Regions from separate parts of the Homo sapiens genome. Here region 2 is linked to region 1. Evidence: chromatin loops called from intact Hi-C (ENCODE). Cell type or tissue: heart right ventricle. All regions are shown on one strand. Links, peaks and the distances in the headings refer to the core of each region. The heading gives the core; the rest is flanking DNA.

Region 1 (4,393 bases), core at 307-4,306:
AGTGAAAGAAGGCACTCACAAAGTACTACCTATTATATGATTCCATTGATATGAAATGTCCAGAAGAGTCCCTATAGACTGACATTTCATATCAATATAGGCTGAAAAGGAGTGGGGTACATGGGAAATGACCGCTAATGGATACAAGGTTTCTTTGTGGGGTGACGAAAGTATTCTAAAATTAGATTGTGGTTGCACAACAGATAGTTGCACAACTCTGTGAATATACTAAAAACCATCAATTTGCAAACTTTAAATTGGTAAATTATATGGCAATGTGAATTAGGTCTCAACAAAGCTGTTAAAAAGTTATAAATATGGCTGGGCGCAGTGGCTCACACCTGTAATCCCAGCACTTTGAGAAGCAGAGTTGGGAGGATTGCTTGAGGCCAGGAGTTGAGACCAGCCTGGCCAACACAGCGAAACCCCATTTCTACTAAAAAATACAAACATTGGCCGGGTGTGGTGGCTCACGCCTGTAATCCCAGCACTTTTGGGAGGCAGAGGCGGGTGGATCACAAGGTCAGGAGATCGAGACCATCTTGGCTAACATGGTGAAACCCCGTCTCTAAAAAATAAAAAAATTAGCCAGGCGTGGTGGTGGGTGCCTGTAGTCCCAGCTACTCGGGAGGCTGAGGTAGGAGAATGGTGTGAACCCACGAGGCGGAGCTTGCAGTGAGCCGAGACTGCGCCACTGCACTCAAGCCTGGGCGACAGAATGAGACTCTATCTCAAAAAAAAAAAAAAAAAAAAAAAAAACCTTAGTTGGGCGTGATGGCACATACCTGTAGTCCCAGCTACTCAAGAGGCTGAGGTGGGAGAATCGCTTGAACTGGGGAGACAGAGGTTGCAATGAGCCAAGATTGCGCCATTGCACTCCAGCCTGGGTGACAGAGTGAGACTCATTCTCAAAGGAAAAAAAAAAATTATAAATATACTCTATGTAGTAAGAAGGTAGAGGGAAAAAAGGCAGGAAATTGGAAGATACAAAAGAAATAAACCCAGTGGTACTTCTAGTAAAGAAAAATAAATTTAAAAATACACTGGATGGGATTAACAGCAAATTAAACATTGCAGAAAGATCAGTAAATTATAAGACACAACAACAGCAACTAACCAACTAACCCAAATGAAGCACAGGGAAAGACTGAAAATGAAATTGAGAGTATCCAGTGATCTATGGGGACAATACTAAATTGTCTAACATATGTGTAATTGAGATCATAAAAGAAGAGGAAAGAGGGAGAGGATGGAAAAAAAATCTGAAGAAATAATGGCTGGATTTTAAATTTTTTTTATAAAAAACTATAAACACTCAGATCCAAGAAAAACTCAACAAACTCCAAAAAGAACAGATGTAATTAAAGAGGGCACATCACAATAATAAAAACCAGTGATACAAAAAAAAAATACTTAAAAGCGGCAGAAGAAAAAAGACATTAAGAGAAATATAGAATGAGCAAATCACTTTTCAGAGACTATGTGAGACAATGGAGGAACATCCTTACTAAGAGAGGGAAAAAGCTACCAATCTAGAAATTTATACCTATTAAAAGTGTCTTTCAAAAACGAAGATAAAATAAAGACTCTTTCAGGCAAACAAAAATGAGAATCAATGCCAGCAGTGGTACATTCAAAGAGATATTTTAAAAAGTAGTTTCATCAAGCAGAGAGAAAATGATACCAGATGGGCATCTGAACTTAAAGGAATGAAGAGCGGGGAATGATCAATATATGAGTAAATATAGACAATATTTTCTTATCTTCAATCTCTTTAAAAGATAATGACTATCTAAGGCAAAAATAACAATATATTCTGGGGCTTATAACATACATGTAGAAGAAAATAGCACTAAGAATAATAAGGGAGAAGTGGCTGTATATTGTTTCAAGGATTTTATACTCCATGTAAAGTGGCAGAAGATTGACTATCATCAGTTAAAGATGTGTAAATCCTAGCGCAACCATTAAAAAATAACAAAGAGATGTACCTAATAAGCCAAGAGTGGAGATAACACGGGTTCATTAAAACCAAACAAAACCACCTAACTCAAGAGAAGGCAAGAAAAGGGGGAATAGGACACAAAGAACAAATGGGACAAATAGAAAACTAATAGCAAGATAACAGATTTAAACCCAAATATAATTACATTAAACAAAATGGTCTTTGAAAAAAACGCAAAAAATAAAAAACAAAAAAAAACCAAAACATCAACAAAAAACCCTCCAAATAAAAGCCAGAGATTGTCAGATTGGATTAAAAAACACCCAACAATTTGCTATCTGCATGGAATCCACTTTAAATATAAAGACACAGATAGATTAGAAGTACAAGGAAAAAAGATCTGCCATACAAACAGTAGTCAAAAGAAAGCTGGAGTAACTATATTATTAACAGTTATTAATGAACAGATTTCAACAACAAATACTGCCAAGGATGAAGAGAGACAATTCATAATAGAAGAGTCAATGTATCAGGAGGATATAACAACCTTAAATGTTAATCTGCCTAATAATAGATTTTCAAAATACATAAAGCAGTATACAATTATTATTTTTCAATTAAAGTTTGTTAAAAACATGAAGCAAAATCTAATAGAATTGAAGTAGACAAATCCACAATTACAGCTGGATATTTCAACATTCCTTTCACAGTAATTGATAGAACATGTAGTGAGAAAATGAACTTGACTAACTTGACCTAATTCACATTTATAGAACAAATCACCCAAAACAGCAGAAAACACATTCTTTTTAAGTACATGGAAAACATTCAATAAGATAGACAATATTCTTGGCTCATAAAACAAGTCTCAACAAATTTAAAACAACACAAAACAGATTCTCCAACCACAAAAGAATTTAGTTAGAAAACAGTAATAGAAAAATATCCAGAAAATCCTCCAAATACTTGGAAATTTAAAAATTAACTTCTAAACAAACTGCAGACCAAAGTAATTACAGGTAAAATAGAAACAATTTTGAATTGAATGCAAAAACAAACTTCACTGGATGCATCTATAGCAGTTGTAGCAAGGAATGTATAGCTTTCAACATTTATATTAGGAAGGAAGGTCTCAAGTAAATGATCTAAGGTTTCACCTTAAGATGCCAGAAAAAGAGCAAATTAAACCCACAACATGCAGAAGAAAAGAAATAAAAGATTAAAAGAGAAAAAAAAAATCAATGGAAGTAAAAACATAAAAGTAACGGGGGAAAAGTCAGTGGAAGCAAATGTTAATTCGTTTAAAAGATCAATGAAATTGCAAGGCACTAAACAGATAAGGAATGAGGGGGAAAGGGAGTTAAGACAAATTATCAACATCAGGAATGAAAATGAAATCACTACAGATGATATATCTATTAAAAGGATAATAAGAGAACATTATAAATGACTTTATGCCCATAAATTAGACAACTTAAATAAAATGGGCAAATTCCTTAAAAGACACAGACTACCAAAACTCATTCAAGAAGAAACAGACAAGCCAACAGCATTGTATCTATGAAATAAATTGAATTAGCAGTTAAACATTTCCTCACACACAAAAAAACTCCAGGCTCTGATGGCTTAACTGCCGTTGAATTCTACCAAACATTTAAGGAAGAGATACTACAGTGCTACCAGAGCAGAACAGGGAACACTTTCCAACTCATGTTATAAGACCACCATTACCCTGGTACCAAAAACAGGCAAAGATATTATAAGAAATGTATAGATCAATATTCCTCATGAAGACAGACACAAAAATCCTTAACAAAATTTTAGCTACTTGAATCTCATGGTAACATATCAAGACCAGGTGGGATTTATCCCAGGAATGTAAGGTTGGTTTAACATTGCAAATCAGTCAATGTATTTCATCATATTAAAAGACTGAAAAAGAAAAACCATCTGATCTTCTCAACAGGTGAGGAAAAAGCATCTGACAAAATTCAATATCCACTCATAATTTAAAAAACAAAAACTACTCAACACATAGGAATAGAGAAAACTACCTCAGCCTGATAAAGGAAATATGTGACAAACTTACACCTAACATGATACTTAACAGTGAAAGACTGAATGCTTTCCCCTTAAGATGAGAAAAATGGTAAGGATCTCTGCTTTCACCACTGCTATTCAACAATGTATTGGAGGTCCTGGCCAGTGAAATAAGGCAAGAAAAAGAAATAAAGTGTATACAGTATATATTAGAAAGGAAGAAAAAAAATTTTTTTTTTATTTTTTTTTTGAGACAGAGTTTCGCTATTGTCACCCAGGCTGGAGTGCAATGGCACAATCTTGGCTCACTGCAACCTCTGCCTCCCGGGTTCAAGCAATTCTTCTGCCACAGCCTCCTGAGTAGCCGGGATTACAGGTGCCCACCACCACGCCCAGCTAATTTTTGTA
Region 2 (4,393 bases), core at 257-4,256, 48 kb after region 1:
AACCCCAGATAGCACAGCATCATCTCACATTTACACCACATCACATCAACATCGATGCTAGGAGGTCTAAAGCTGATGCCACCTTCAGAGCTGCAAGTATCCAAAAGACTCCACTCATGACACCAGCTCACTCCTGAGTCACATCAGCCCCTTTCAGAGTCACAGCCCCAGAACTAAGGCTATCCATATGGGTTGATTATAAAATCCAAAAAGCAGCTCCAAATATTAGAAACACTTATTTGTCTGGCAGACACATTCCCTAATTTAAAGCCTCTTATACTGTGCTTAAAAATATTCAACAGTCTTAGCAAAATGACAAAATAAACAGGTAGCAGCCATGGGGTGGGCAGGGTAAGGTGGCGTTGAAAGAAAAGGCATTTAGCAAGGTAAGTAGAGAGTGCTGATGGAGAACACAAAAGGAGAAACACAGCGACTCCAGTGCGAGCTAGCCTAGAAGAGGGGAGGAGAAGCAGAAGACAGCAAGTGAAGAGCTTGAAGAACTTGAGGCAAACAGCACTGAGATGAACAGCTGTGAAACCACAATGGTAGGCAGTAGACACTACAGTACAGTGGTATGAACACACGCTTTAAAAAAAAAAAAAAAAGAGAGAGAGAGGGTCTCACTCTGTCATCCAGGCTGGAGTGCAGTGGTGCAGTCGTGCTCACTGCAGTCTCAAACTCCTGGGATTAAGGGATCCTCCTGCCTCAGCCTCTCAAGCAGCTGGGACTACAGGCATGCACCACCACAACAGAGCTAATTTTTTTTTTTTTTGAGATGGAGTTTCGCTCTTGTTACCCAGGCTGGAGTGCAACGGCACAATCTTGGCTCACTGCAACCTCCGCCTCCCAGGTTCAAGCAATTCTCCTGCCTCAGCCTCCCTAGTAGCTGGGATTACAGGCATGCGCCACGATGCCCGGCTAGCTTTTTGTACTTTTAGTAGAGACAGGGTTTCACCATGTTGGTAAGGCTGGTCTCGAACTCCTGACCTCAGGTGATCCACCCACCTGGGCCTCCCAAAGTGCTGGGATTACAGGCATGAGCCACCGCACCTGGCCTAGTTTTCTTTTTTTCTGGTAGAGACGAGGTCTCACTTTGTTGCCCAGGCTGGTCTCAAACTCCTGGCCTCAGGCAATCCTCCTGCCTTGGCCTCCCAAAGTGTTAAAATTATAGGCATGAACCACTGCACTGACTGGACACACCCGTTACTCCACCCCTACTAGCTGTGGAACCCTGAACCCAGTCACTCACATAGTCCTAGCATGTTTCTCACCTGCAAAATAAGGTAGTTAGATGATCTTTAAGATCTCTTTTAGTTCTGAGTTTTAGGCAACAAGTAATACAGATGAGTCAGTGGCATCAAGGCTCCACATCCACTCCAGAGGAAGGCCAGATCTACATCAGGCCCTGGGAGACAGAACTGGGGATCCCAGATCAGTCCAGGGCCAAAGATGTGCTCTATCTAATCCAGGTGGAGCTTGGAAAACCAAAGCTTCTCCCAAACAGACCCAATCCACAGGAGCCATGGTACGGTGGTTTTGCATCTCCAAAGCAAGCTCAAAATGATCTGCAGAGAGTTAAAGGCTAGCTCCAAGCCATGCCCCACATCAAATTTGCCACTTCCCAGCAACTTCTTAGCAGAGTTGAAGTACTAGAGAAAGCAGAAATACAGATGTAAAAAAAAGGCAACGGGAATAGGCAGCAATGACAAATTCACAAAGCACAGATATGCTATAGCTTATTTTCTGTCTCCTCCATCAGAATATGAACTCCTGTGAGTGAACTGGAACTTTATCTGCCTTCTGCTACCACTATATCCCTAAGTCCTGGCAAATGCTCTGCAAGCAGCATGCCTTTGATAAACATTTGTTGAATACATGAAATGGGATGTGATGCAAATGGGTAAAAAGGGTTTTCTCTTTCCAATCTTTCATTCACTTACTGTATACCAGCTGTAACATCCACTGATATCAACTCGTCTTTGCATTTATGATCCCCAGCTCCTTTTATAGCACCAAAAAGGTAAAGTGGCTCTTCAGGACCCCTCAATTTGTGATGCAGGAAAAGGAGAGAAATGAGGAGTTGAGAATAGGGTCAAGTCTGTCCCTATAGGCAAAATAAGTGGGTATACAAACAAAATAAATTCCATATTCTCTCCAGCCCTGGGAATCTGGAATCTGATGCACCTGCTCTGGGTAAGTGGGGCAACCTGCCAGAATGCACAGGCCTAAACAGTCTTTAAAAAAAAAATAAGATGGGGTTTTGCTATGTGCCCAAGCTGGTCTTGAACTCCTGGGCTCAAGCCTAAACAGCCTTATCTTTGCATTTTCATGAAGATCTTTGAATGGATGGTAAACTTTTGCCAGACCAAATTAAATGACTTATTAGTGAGACAAGGCCTCTTCATTAATTTTCCAAATAAAAGTATCTTGCAGGTTTTAAGTAAGAATCACAAGCAGAGTACTAAGAAGTTTAACTAAAAGATGTTCTTGTATGGTGTCATTTTCTTAAAATAGAACACTCCTAAAATCTCCTAAAAATAAGTCTGCTGTAGTTTCATTTCATTTTCTAAGAAGGAGATAAACATATCAAAACACACACTTAGCTTCTTTTTTAAAGAGTCTCTGTTACATGGGACTCACAGATCAAAGTCTAAAAGGGCCAATTTCTTCACTTCAGAGGTCAATGACACAGCTTTGAAAAAGAGGAAAAACAGTCCCTCTAGTGTACTGGGGCTGTAGAAAGAGGAAGTATATTAGTTGAGAATCACTGACGAAGACACTATTGCCAAAGGAAATTACAAAACGACATTTTGGCAACACGGGCCAAGCAGACAGATTCTTCACACACGACCATAACTGGCCTTTTGGTGAGTTACTCCAAAAGGTGACTGAGGTCAAAATTATGAGCCAATGTGGAATGATTATGACTTAGTCATTTTCAAATTAAAAAAAAATTTAAAACAGAGTTGCAGTTAAAATAACATTTTCCTAATACAGTGTGTTGAAAAGGAACTGGATGTATTAATCTAAAGAACAGAAACAGTGAGGACACAAATAAGCATTATGTGACAGGACAGCCCTCATCTTTTTATCTTGGCAAGAAGCCATAACAATACACATTCTTACATGAAAGAAGACTCGGACTCTTGAAGAATTATCTTCTGCAGCAGCAGCAGCAGCAGAAATCTTAACACAGTATCCCCCACACTTGTGAAATTATGGGAACCACTACAGAAACTCAAGTCTGCCTAATTTGATTACACCCTGACCCATGGGAAAAGCAGATGTGTGCTGTGTATAACGAAATAAGTGATAGATAGGCCTTACCAGGTAAGCCCTGGCGTCCTTAGAGGTCTCCCCAAGACAAGAGGAACTGAGAGAACTCACTTGTTCAATCATGGGTGCAGTGCAAGCTTAATCTGAATTAAAGGAAATGTAACCTTTTCCCCTCTTAACCACATCTGATTGTTCATTTCTACTTTAATGCCCGAGGTAAGGGAACCTGTGAGATAGTCATCATCCTTCTCCCTGACACAGTATCTGACAAATGTAAGTAACCAAGGGCTTCCTCTTTTTGTTAAAATGCTATCCTTCTTACCTCTTTTATCACTTCATAGTTCCTAAGTACCCCTACTGACAGGCACTGGACAGCTATGCAAACATGATACACTCACTCAGCCTCCATCTACATTTGCCCATCCTTTTGATGCTGAAATAATAAGCAAGATGTTTTTAGATTGAGAGGCAAATAAGCCTTTCAGGAAAGCAAGCGCTACTTATGTGAGACTATCCATTACCTAGCAAATGACCTTTTAAAAAAGATCAATTTAAAGAAGAAAATGGAAAACAAAAACCTCTAGAACTGTGGCTACTAATTACCTCTCTACTAACTAGCTGTGTGATCTTAAGAAAGTCATTAGCTTTTCCAAAAATCAGGTTTTTCACCAGTAAAATAAGAGGGTTGAACTAGATCAGAAAACTTCATCCTAACTATACATTAGAATCACCTAAGAAACTTGAAAAAAAAAAACAAAACACAAAACCATCAATGCTAAGCCACACACAAGCCAAATTATATCAAATTCTCTGGGTATTTGTATTTTTCAGAAGTTCCCAGGTAATTCAAACATGCAACCAGGGCTGAGAACCACTGATTTAGATTCTGATCTCTAAGTCCTCTTTTCTAATTCTTTCATTTTATGATGTTAGGGTGATAATTTTGGTTACAAGGTCTCATAATGCAATGGCCCAAATAGCCTGAAAAGAAGTAAGGCCCTGCATACCGTGCCCTTTATGCACACATGACTAGGAGACGTTAACCTGAATTCTAGACATTTTTGGAAGTTAAAAATCCTCTTACATTACTCAGAATGAAAGTAGTGTGGTTTAAATG

Evidence for each region. Hi-C counts contacts between places; a loop is a spot of excess contacts. Peaks named below come from ENCODE experiments on the same cell type or tissue, not always from the same donor. Only the 100,000 strongest peaks of a DNase experiment are listed, where the experiment ranks them.
Region 2: a loop joins it to region 1, with 2.0 times the contacts of the local background. A loop is called at or near these places in 17 of 110 quality-filtered maps.

The regions. Positions count from the first base shown.
Region 1 is chr6:108,612,523-108,616,915 of GRCh38, reverse strand. All of the region lies in intron 1 of FOXO3 (forkhead box O3), which reads right to left. Among named protein-coding and RNA genes, the nearest start is that of FOXO3, 54 kb to the right of the region's middle. In heart right ventricle, for the core only: no CTCF peak of the experiment used is centred there; no DNase peak of the experiment used is centred there; H3K27ac peaks cover 996 bases.
Region 2 is chr6:108,564,428-108,568,820 of GRCh38, reverse strand. All of the region lies in intron 1 of FOXO3 (forkhead box O3), which reads right to left. Among named protein-coding and RNA genes, the nearest start is that of FOXO3, 5.7 kb to the right of the region's middle. RefSeq lists an enhancer at 3,121-3,190. In heart right ventricle, for the core only: a CTCF peak has its summit at 2,739; a DNase peak (open chromatin) is centred at 2,817; H3K4me3 peaks cover 2,185 bases; H3K27ac peaks cover 3,138 bases.